Linked DNA regions of Homo sapiens: region 1 is linked to region 2. Evidence: chromatin loops called from intact Hi-C (ENCODE). Cell type or tissue: natural killer cell. All regions are shown on one strand. Each heading gives the region's core, and the rest is flanking DNA. Links, peaks and the distances in the headings are about the cores only.

Region 1 (5,383 bases), core at 133-5,132, 58 kb after region 2:
CTTGTGATTTCCTATGCTTGTCTTTACTTTAATCTCTTAATCCCGTCATCTTCGTAAGCTGAGGATGTATGTCACCTCAGGACCCTGTGATGGTTGTGTTAACTGCACAAATTGTTTGTAAAGCATGTATGTTTGAACAATATGAAATCTGGGCACCTTAAGAACAGGATAACTGTGATTTTCAGAGAACAAGGGAGATAACCTTAAAGTCTGGCTGCCTGTAGGCCAGTCAGGACAGAGCCATATTTCTCTTATTATCGAAAATGGGTAAGAGAAATATCGCTGAATTCCTTCCCCAGTAAGGAATATTAATAATTCACAGCCCTGGGAAAAGAATGCTTTCCTGGGGGGAGGAGAGCCCTCTATAATGGCCTCTCAGCGGGGGGTGTCTGCCTTATGCAGTTGCAGATAAGGGATGAAACATGCCCTGGCCTCCTGCAGCACCCCCAGGCTTGCTAGGATTAGGAAATTCCAGCCTGGCGAATTCTAGTCAGACTGGTTCTCTGCTCTTGAACCCTGTTAAGATGTTTATCAGTGACAGTGTGTTCCTGAAACTTCATTAGCAATTTTAATTTCACCCCATCCTGTGATCTCGCTCTGCCTCCATTTGCCTTGTGATCTTTTGTTGCCCTTGAAGCATGTGATCTCTGTGACCCACACCCTATTCATACACTCCCTCCCCTTTGAAAATTGCTAATAAAAACTTGCTGGTTTTACGGCTCAGGAGGCATCACGGAACCTGCCAACATGTGATGTCTCCCCTAGACACCCAGCTTTAAAATTTCTGTCTTTTGTACTCTTTCCCTTTATTTCTCAGACTGGCCAACACTTAGGGAAAATAGAAAAGAACCTACATTGAATTATCAGGGGCAGGTTCCCCCGATAAAATGGGATGATTTTGCTTTTGTTTCTTGACCAGGAATTGCTTGACCCTGAAAGTCTTGGGAGAAGACATGGTGAGGAATGGAGTCAACCACACACACCATGATGGCGGCGAAAACCACATGTTTTCTTTCATCTTTTTGAGAAAAGCCATTCAAAAAGGTGTGAGGTGGTCTCTCATTGTGGTTTTAATTTGCAGTTTCCAGCCTAACGCTTGATGTTAGAGAGTCAGGACCTGCGGGTTTTCCCTGGCATATTCTTTGGCCCAGTTATTTAGGTTCTAAGTGACTTGCTTTCTTCACTCCCTAACTCCACCCCCACCCTAATAGAGGATAAACTATAGACATTAATGGCCACTCTTGCCTGCCGAACTCTGAGGGAAGAAGGGACTGGCAATATTTCTATCATGAGCCTTTTCTAAGAGTGTATAACTCAGCCATAAATACTTGTCATTGCCAGAAACTTAGCCTAGAGGGTCACAATCCTGGAGTAAATTATTCTTTTATATATTTCACTGACTTGCTTTAAATTGTTTTAACTGTATTTATCTTCTGTGATGTAAGGTAATGGTTTTACAGTTCAAGACACTTCTCCTCCTATGAATCAACACAGCATTGGGATATAAGTGAAAAAAGTTAGCAAAAAAATGGCTTCTGGAAACAATTCTTCTTTTTTAAAGAAAAGGGCTTCCTTTTTAAAGAAAAGGGCTTCAGGGCTGACATTACTCAATCTGACATCTATTAGCAAAACTTAAAAAACTAAATGTTATGAACTGTTGATTAACTCCCAAAGCATCCGTACCCATTTGCTTTTCCTTTTTATTTTCCCCAGCCATACAGGGCCCAGCAAGGTGCAAGCCCTGTATAGGCCAGTGGTCATTCATGTGGAAGCTGCAGGCAAGGCAGGGAATGGACTGAGAAGCCATGTCAGCTACAGGCTGGGCCACTCTAGATTGAAATGTCTCTGGATTGAATCTCTACCTGACTCCATGCTTTATTTCACCTTTATTTCTTAAGAAAAAATCCTTTTTCCCTAACTATTTTTAAATTGTCTAGGACTTTTCAAAACAATATATGTTCCACTAAATCAGGTATTGTGGTATTAGGATATGCAGATCTATAGGTTTTCATCCACGGGTCCTGGCTCAAAATTCACATGGTCCTTGTTATAATGTTGGGGCACTTCAGGCCTCAGGAAACAGAAGTTCTCTCTGACCTTCTCCTGTCCTTTCTCCTGACCAAGGTAAGACTCTAATCTGAATGTGGGTCAAAAGACCCTCATTCCAGAGAGGATCCCACCCCATATCTAAAGTCTGGACAGGACTTGCTGGGTTTAGATGATATGCTTTTTGCCCAGTCCCATTTCTACAAGGTTGTCAGTCATACCTACGTAATGAAGCCTCCATAAAAATCCAAGAGGATGGGGTTTGGAGAGTTTCTGGACAGCTGAACATGTGGAGCCTCCTGGAGGGTGATGTGGACAGGGAGGGCATGGGAACTCTGTGCCCCTTTACACATGCCTCACCCTACCAATCTCTTCATCTGTATCCCTTGCAATATCCTTGATATTAAACTGACAAATGTGTTTTCTTGAGCTCTATAACTGGCTCCACCAGATTAACCAAACCTGAAAAAGGGGTCTTGGGAACCCCAGCTTGAGGCCCATTGGTCCGAAGTTCTAGAGGCCTGGGACTGGGCACGGTGGCTCACGCCTGCAATCCCAGCACTTTGGGAGGCCGAGGAGGGCGGATCACCTTAGGTGAGGAGTTCGAGACCAGCCTGACTAACATGGTGAAACCCCGTCTCTACTAAAAATACAAAAATTAGCTGGACGTAGTGGCGGGTGCCTGTAATCCCAGCTACTCAGGAGGCTGAGGCAGGAGAATCACTTGAACCTGGGAGGCGGAGATTGCAGCGAGCCGAGATCCTGCCATTGTACTCCAGCCTGGGTGACAGAGCGAGACTCCGTCTCAAAAAAAAAAAAAAAAAAAAAAAAAAGTTCTAGAGGCCTGGACTTGCAATTGGTGTCTGAAGGGCAGGGTTAGCAATGGAGGAGGGGGTGAGATGTCTTTGGGACTGAGCCCCCAGCCTGTGGGATCTGATACTGTCCTTGGGTAGATCATGTCAGAATTGAATTGGCGGACACTCAGCTGGTGCCTGTTACTGTGGGGGAAAACCACCCACACCTTTGGTCACAGAAGTCTGTTGACGATTGCTGTGGTAGTGTGAGAGCAGAGAAAAAACACAATTGGAGAGTTTTTTTTCTACACAGGTGTCAAACTTGTTTTTACCTACCACTTTGTCTGTAGTACCAGGCATACAGTACACCTTGAAATACTTTGTGTTTAAAGACTGAGTGAATAAATGGATCTGATCCAAGAGGCCAAACATTACTAAAAACGGGTTACAAATAGGTAACATATTTCCTATGAAACAATGCATCTGAAATTTGGATTTATAATTGAACAGTGTGTCACAAGTGGTCGTACTTTCAAGCAGGTTATACTGTTAAATTCATATAAATTAGACCTTCATAAAGAAAGCCATCTTAATTGTTAAGTATTCTATTTCTAAAGAAAAGATTTCTACATCCTGTACTTTAACCACTAAGATTTGATAAAATATTCTTTTTTAAGCCTGCAGATCTTTATTTTTTTGGTACTGTATTTGCCTGATCACAAAATGAACACATCGTCTAGAAAATTTGGAAAATATAAAAAAGCCCAAAGAAAACAATTGCTTTAAATTTTTTTTTAAATAATTAACTGTCAAATAAAGATTGAATATATTCAGGGCATACAGTGTGATTATTTGATGTATATAAACATGGTGTAGTAATCACCACAATTAATTAACTCATGTATCACCATCCATACTGTATAGTAGGTCCCCATTATAACCAAAAGTTGGTACCCTTTAGCCAGCGTCTCCCTATCTTCTGCCCTCCCACCTCCTGGCAACCACTGTTCTATTCCCTGCTTCTATAAGTTTGACTTTTTTAGATTCCACATACAGGTGAGATTATACAGTATTTGTCTTTCTATGTCTGGCTTATTTCACTTACATAATGTCCTCCAAATTCATCCATGCTGTCGCAAATGGCAGGATTTCACAGCAAAAGAGCAACCCAATTAAAAAGTGGGCAAAAACAGACATCTTTCCAAAGAAGACATAACACTGGCCAATAGGTATATGGAAAGCTGCTCAACATTACTGGTCATCAGGGAAATGCAAATCAAAACCCCAGTGAGCTCTCACCTCACACCTATTAGAATGGCTGTTATCAAAAAGGCAAGAGATAGCAAGTGTTGGTGAGGATGTGGAGAAAAGGCAACCCTTGTACACTGTTGGCGGGAATGTAAATGGGTACACTCGTTATTGGTACAGGTAGTAGGTTCCTCAAGAAATTAAAAATAGGCCAGGTGCGGTGGCTCATGCCTGTAATCCCAGCACTTTGGGAGGCCAAGGCAGATGGATCACCTGAGGTCAGGAGTTCGAGACCAGCCTGGCCAACAGGGTGAAACCCCATCTCTACTAAAAATACAAAAATTAGCTGGGTGTGGTGGCAGGTGCCTGTAATCCCAGCTACTTGGAGGCTGAGGCAGGAGAATTGCTTGAACCTGGGAAGTGGAGCTTGCAGCGAGCTGAGATTGTGCCACTGCACTCCAGCCTGGGTGACAAGAGTGAAACTCTGTCCCAAAAATAAAATAAAATTAAAATAAAATAAATAAAGCTATCATATGAACCAGCAATCTGATGGGTATTATATACAAAGGAAATGAGGTCAGTATCTTGAAGAAATACCTGCACCGTGTATGTATTGCATCATTGTCTACAGTAGTCAAGATGTGGATGCAACCTAGGTGTCCATCAACAGATGAATAGATAAAGAAAATGTGGTACATAGACACAATGTAGTACTATTAACCCTTTAAAAAAGAAGGAAATCATATCATGTGTGACAGGGTGGATAAACCTTGAGGACATTATGAAAAGTGAAATAAGCCAGACACAAAAAGAAAAAATTTTGTATGACTTCACTTATTTGTGGAATCTAGGTCTAAAACGTTTAAAAATAAAATGTTTGCTTATTTGTCTTAGTTTCTCTTTGCAGTAAAGTTTGTGAAAGAATAAGTGGGTCTATACTTTGAGTTCTTATGAAAAAAATGCAGCTACATAGTGGATAAAGTGAGAAGAAATTTTCTGAGGAAAAGATGGGGAAGAATTGGTTGAAAGTCATGGTTTTCAGGCTGCAATAGGATTCCAGACAGCCGGGGTGTCACAGTACAAACATTCAAGCTTTGATTTCAGGAGGAAGGGAAATTGTGCTGCCCTCTCAGAGCCTGGCATCATCCTAATGGTGGGGTGATTGACAGGTTCGCTTTCCCGAAGAGAGACAGCAATGAAGACCATTGGGTTTCATTTCAGTCCTATTCCCAGCAGCAGATGTTGATGGGATTCTTCCCTGTGGGAGGCACTCACAACATGCTCTGTGGGTTGAA
Region 2 (5,383 bases), core at 303-5,302:
GTAGAGGGCATAGAGAAAAGAGGGGGAGAGTTGGGAGGGAGAGGAAAGTGAACAGGTGAATTATTGATGTGAGAGCAGAAGACACATAGAACTCATATTTATAGTAGAGGGTTAGATTTTCTTGCTCCACACATGCAGGTACTTTGTGTTGGCTGTATTGTATGTTTGCTGACTCTGTGATCTCCCATATTCCAGTCCATTTATCTCAAACTGGGCACAGAGATGTTCCTCACTGTTTCCCTTTAAGAGTCTCATTCTCTCCCAGGTGGGATGAGGCTCCTTATATGCCATCCATGCTCATTCTTAGAAGGCTCTTATCTCTACACCCTTCAGGGACAAGTGTTCTCTGTCCAGGTTCCCAGCAGCTGACATAGCAGCCAAAGTTTTCTTTCATTCTTGTATATATCTGCTGGTTAGTGGCACTAAAGAGATTCCTTTAATATTAAGGGCTCCAGAATTGATGGCAGTTCTGAGGAATCCTATGATGAAAGGGATTCTAAAGATCATGCTGGCCTATATATTAGTTGAGGGCAGCATGGCCAACATTTTTCTAATGCTGGGGTATAATCTCAGCCTTTAAATTTGATTTAAAGCTGGGGAGAGGGAAGTGTCTCAAATCTGGCTTTTATAAATGGGTGTGCTGATTTGCAGGAGCTGAACCCACTTATCCATTAATTCACTCATCAAGTCTTTCCTGAGAATCTACAATGTACAATGTAATGTTCAGTGGTTTGGAAGATAGAAAGACATAGATCTTAGCTCTAAATAGGATGTAGAATATTGGGAGAGAGAAAAGTTTATATCACAAATTATTATTTGAGGCAAAAAAATAAGTCGCATTGTAGTCTAGAGGATATAATTTTATTTTACCTAGGAAATTCAGGGCAGAGTCCCTGAAAAAGTGGAATTTGAACTGCCAACCCAGAAAATTTGGATGTTGAGATTAATAGGCACTATTCCAGGAGAATTGCTTTAGAAAATTATCTAGAAAATAGACAGCTATTTTCTAGATAGTAGGCTCCAGTGTAACCTACTTTGGAAGATAATTTTCATTGTTCAAAAGGACCCCAACAACAAAACACCAAAAACCTCTAAAATTGAACCAACACATAGAATTGATCAACAAATTAAAGCAATTTATTCCGGTTTACAATTCATGGCTTGGTTGACATGTTGAATTGCTGCTTCAAAAGGCAAGGGAAGCCAGATGCACTATGCAATTGTATTTTACAACCTATCTTACGGTATTTGCACACTTTCATTTCGGCTTTTGTTTTGCCTATCCCAAATTCAGAAGGAAGGAAGAAAACATACGAAAATGACACTATCATATCTATTAATGACAGGTGAAAGTGATGGAGGAGGAGATTTGGTCTGAAAGGCTATTGCCTGTCAAAGGAAATTTCAAACAAGGTTAAGAAGGCCACAGAGAAAGAGTCTTTCTTATTCTCCTGTTATAAGGGTCACCAATTCCTGCTAGCTTCCTTAGTCCTTGTGTAGACCTTTTTCAGTTTTGTCTATCATATGTATCTCTATCACTTTTAATTTTCTTAAGTCAGATGGAGAAATAAGAAAAAAAGTCATTCCAAGTCAACTGATTAGAGAATGAAGCCATAAGCTCTCTCTTCAGGCCCATTCTGGTGAGATTAGAAATAAGTCATAAAGGTTTTATATATCCATGTGTGTGTGTATGCATGCACACACACAAGACTAAAAAATGTTACATTTTAGCAGTTTTTCATTTAAAGAAAAAAATACTAAATGGTACCTATAAGGAATCCACAAGGGATGAAGCAGAAACATTTTAAAGGCTTAAAAATCTCACTCCGTAATGAAATAAAATAGTATATAAAGAAGGCAGACGATAAAAAACATTTTAAGACTCACAGAAAGCAAGGTTATGGTCACTGCACTTCTCAAGGGTGAAGTAAATGGGAAACTGAAAGTGGATGGTTACCAGAACGTGTGCCAAGGTTGTTTTTATCCACGTGCTTTCCCTGTGCTAAGCCCAGGAAGGAACAGGCACAAGAACACATGTCACTGTGGGAATCAACCCTCAGGCTTTCAGGCAAAGCTCTGTAATCAAAAATCAAAAAAAAAGAGAAAGTTTAAAAACTCTCTAAAGCCAGATAATACTAAATTTATATACACAATTGAATTCAATAATCGAATGGCTGATACAGTGGAATTCACGTACAGGCACGGGTACAGGCTTGGATTTTTGGGGATTGAGATTGTCCGTCTGTCTCGATGCCTGGGTTTCTCTCTACCTCCTTCACCTCCTTTATGCCCCGTGAGACACCCCAGTCTTTGACACTTCTGAGCTGTAGCAAAATCCAGAGGAAACTTTTACTTTGGGCTTGTTGTCAAATGCAGTCAGGCGAGCCAGAGCAGGGAGTGGAATTGGCTGCCATCTTTGTGTGCAGCCATTTTGTTTATTTATACTACCTATGTAAACTTGAAACTGTACCCTTCTTATTGTAGGTATTTATATTTTCAAGATGATTGTAGAGTAGGGGTATGCTTGGCTGAATTGATAGAGAATGGGCTACAGCTGAAGCTTCGGACACTGATTCTCCTGTGACCTCAGAACATTCTGTGAGTATAGCTGGAAACTACACAGTTCTTGGTTTTTCCTCCTTCAACTCTCAGTGATCAAGACAACTCACACCTTTACCACAACAGCTGTTTACCCAGCACTGAAGGCGGCTGCCAACCACAACATGAGGAATACATTTCCTCTTCAGAATGGGTGTTGGTGGTGTGTGGGTGCCAATGCAGCGTGGGGACTGTGGCCTCACACATGAGTAAGAGCTGGTGTCCTATAGCCTTCAATGCCTGTCAAATAACTGTGGAACATGTTCAGCCCACACACGTTGAGACTCCTCCTCAGACCATCTCGGCTTCTGTGATCTTTTAAAAAATTCCTCACTTCAAAGGTTGAGAGCTGCAGATAGTGGGCATTGTTCTCCAGCACTTGCTCTGGGAAACTTCCTTATAGGATTAGTGAGTAGGTGTGAGTGACCTTCAAAAAGGCCTTATAGGAATTTACCTCTTAACAGATCACATTATTAACTGAAAGTAACATTATAAATTGCATTTTGTAAAATAAAAAATGTGAGATTTGAGATATTCAAAAGCAAACAAAAAGAAAATAAGTAACTGAAGAAAGTCCAAAAGCTCTTAGCTGGTAAAGCTCTCAGTTTTTACTGATGCTTGGAGCTCCTCTGTGGCTTTATCTTTGAGTTAATGCTGTCCTGTGATGGTTTAGGTAGCGTCGATAAAAAGATCTGGTTTCTAAGTTATGGTTTTTGTTGCTGGTTTTTGTTTTTGTTTGGTTTTATAGGGAGAGGAGGTTGCAGGCAGAATGGCTTTTTCTTTCCGTGGAGAAAATGGTAGGAGACTATTTCTGAAGACATTTAAGATTTTGAAACTGTTAAGAATTTCAAGACCATCAAGTCAATCCTTCAGGGATCAGTGTGAAATTATTCCCTCAGGCAACATCTCTTCTACTTACTCCTGAGCAGTTTTAATTAAATAACTCAGTTGATGGGGCTTCTGGCACTTCCCTTGAGAGATTATTCACAATCCAATAACTCTTAATGTGAGAAAATTTTTCCTGACTTCAGCTATTTAACCAACTTACACTTTAAAAAAATCTTCTTTGTAATCTGCCTCGAGAGAAAGAGCCATGTTTCATAGAATACTGATATAAGAAGACTTCCAAGGATGGAGGTGTAAAACACAATATTCATACTTACTAGTGTTGTAAATAGCTATGTGCATCATATCTGCACACAGTGGTGACCGTGGCCAAACAGAATAAAATCTGGGCATTAATTCTGGGAGCATTTAGCTGCACCATTTAATGAGCAGAATCCTAAGAAACTTAACATTCTCATTTTAGCAGACAGGCTCTTAAGAACATACTTGTTCCAATTCTTGGCCAGCTACATAAAATTCTATATGCTACCAACACCGATATTTCCAGAATTGCTTAGTGAAGGGGTGTGCGTGCGTGTGTGTGTGTGTGTGTGTGTGTGTGTGTGTATCCTCTGTGTGGACAGGATCATTTCCTTCATGATATATAAAGAACCCGAGACTATAGCAAATTTTAAGTCATTTACCTAATTCATTTCACTAATAGGATACATTTATTTCTCTTTGCAAACTGGAAGCTCTAGTTGAATGTATACCTTTTTCATGTGAGAAACAGCCAAAGAATTCAGTTGTTGTATTGGTAATGTTAGTATATGTCTCCAAAAGAGATCCTTTGTAAAGTCCCATTAACTCCTGACATCAGATTTCTCAAAATACCTCTTTATTATCTTTTAAGAAACATAGTTGCTCATTTAAGTGAAATAAAGAATACTTAACATAGGGCTTGTAACTTCTTCCTTTTATTCTCTTTAAATCCTATAAATGTTTCTGGAAAGAGCAAACATTTAATAAGATGAAAATATTTTCAACTACTCACATTGTGTTTCTTTGTGCTGACACAGTGTTTGAATTTTCATTCTTAACATGGTCTGATTATTCTGTTTTCAGTGAAAATAGCAGAATTGAACTAAAGGGAAAATGGCTAAACCTTGTTGTTGCTCAAATGACACAGAGGTAATTGAATCTGCTTTATTGGATGAAGGATGATAACAGTAATTAAAAAATCCCTGTAAATCTTACCTAAATCTGTTGAATAGATATTATTGTTTGCTGTGAGGAAAAGAAAGAATGTATGCCTATACGCCATGTAAAACGTTTGGGCCAAGTGACTGTAATGCAAGGTGGAATTTGGAAAGTAGCTTAAAGCAAGGTTTGGGGAGTTGGAGGTGACAGAGGTTACTTCTGGTTTGGGGAAACCATGGCCTGGAAATATAGGTGTAATTTGGATGAATGGAGACAAGGGCTGGCAGGAAGAGGGAGGAAGTTCAAACAGGAAAGTGCATCACAAGAAACATCGCATACCAGGGAGATGCTCTTTGTGTTTGAGGCACATGAAAAACAAATTTGGCCAGAGGCTTAGGGGAAGGTCGGAGGGTGGAAGGTCCAGATTTTGGACTTCATTTGGTTGTTAGTAAAGTTTTCAAATAGTGAAAGTCTCATGTTGGCCATGATTGGGAGCCATGACCCTACCAACAGCACGGAGGATGATGTAGAGGTAGGAAGGCAGAAAGATAGGAGGCACAAAAGCAGGCAGATAGGAGACACGAAAACAGGCAAGAAAGTGGGAGGCCTGTGGCCCTGCAGTGAGGGAGGACACTGCCCCCACGGTGCAGCCCACCAGAGCAGTCTTTCCAAATTACACACCAGGAAAGCTCCCCTGCTGCAAGTTTCTCCTTCCCATTTCCCCGCTCTTTAATTCTATAAATGTTTATTGAATGTCTGT

Evidence for each region. A loop is a pair of places that touch in the nucleus more often than their neighbours do. Peaks named below come from ENCODE experiments on the same cell type or tissue, not always from the same donor. Only the 100,000 strongest peaks of a DNase experiment are listed, where the experiment ranks them.
Region 1: a loop joins it to region 2, with 6 times the contacts of the local background. A loop is called at or near these places in 6 of 110 quality-filtered maps.

What each region holds. Positions count from the first base shown.
Region 1 is chr18:69,874,352-69,879,734 of GRCh38, reverse strand. The region is part of intron 3 of CD226 (CD226 molecule); the gene reads left to right. Among named protein-coding and RNA genes, the nearest start is that of CD226, 71 kb to the left of the region's middle. In natural killer cell, for the core only: no CTCF peak of the experiment used is centred there; a DNase peak (open chromatin) is centred at 3,054; H3K27ac peaks cover 677 bases.
Region 2 is chr18:69,932,947-69,938,329 of GRCh38, reverse strand. All of the region lies in intron 2 of CD226 (CD226 molecule), which reads left to right. Among named protein-coding and RNA genes, the nearest start is that of CD226, 12 kb to the left of the region's middle. RefSeq lists enhancers at 2,353-2,572, 1,959-3,158. In natural killer cell, for the core only: no CTCF peak of the experiment used is centred there; DNase peaks (open chromatin) are centred at 1,979, 2,749 and 3,279; H3K27ac peaks cover 3,565 bases.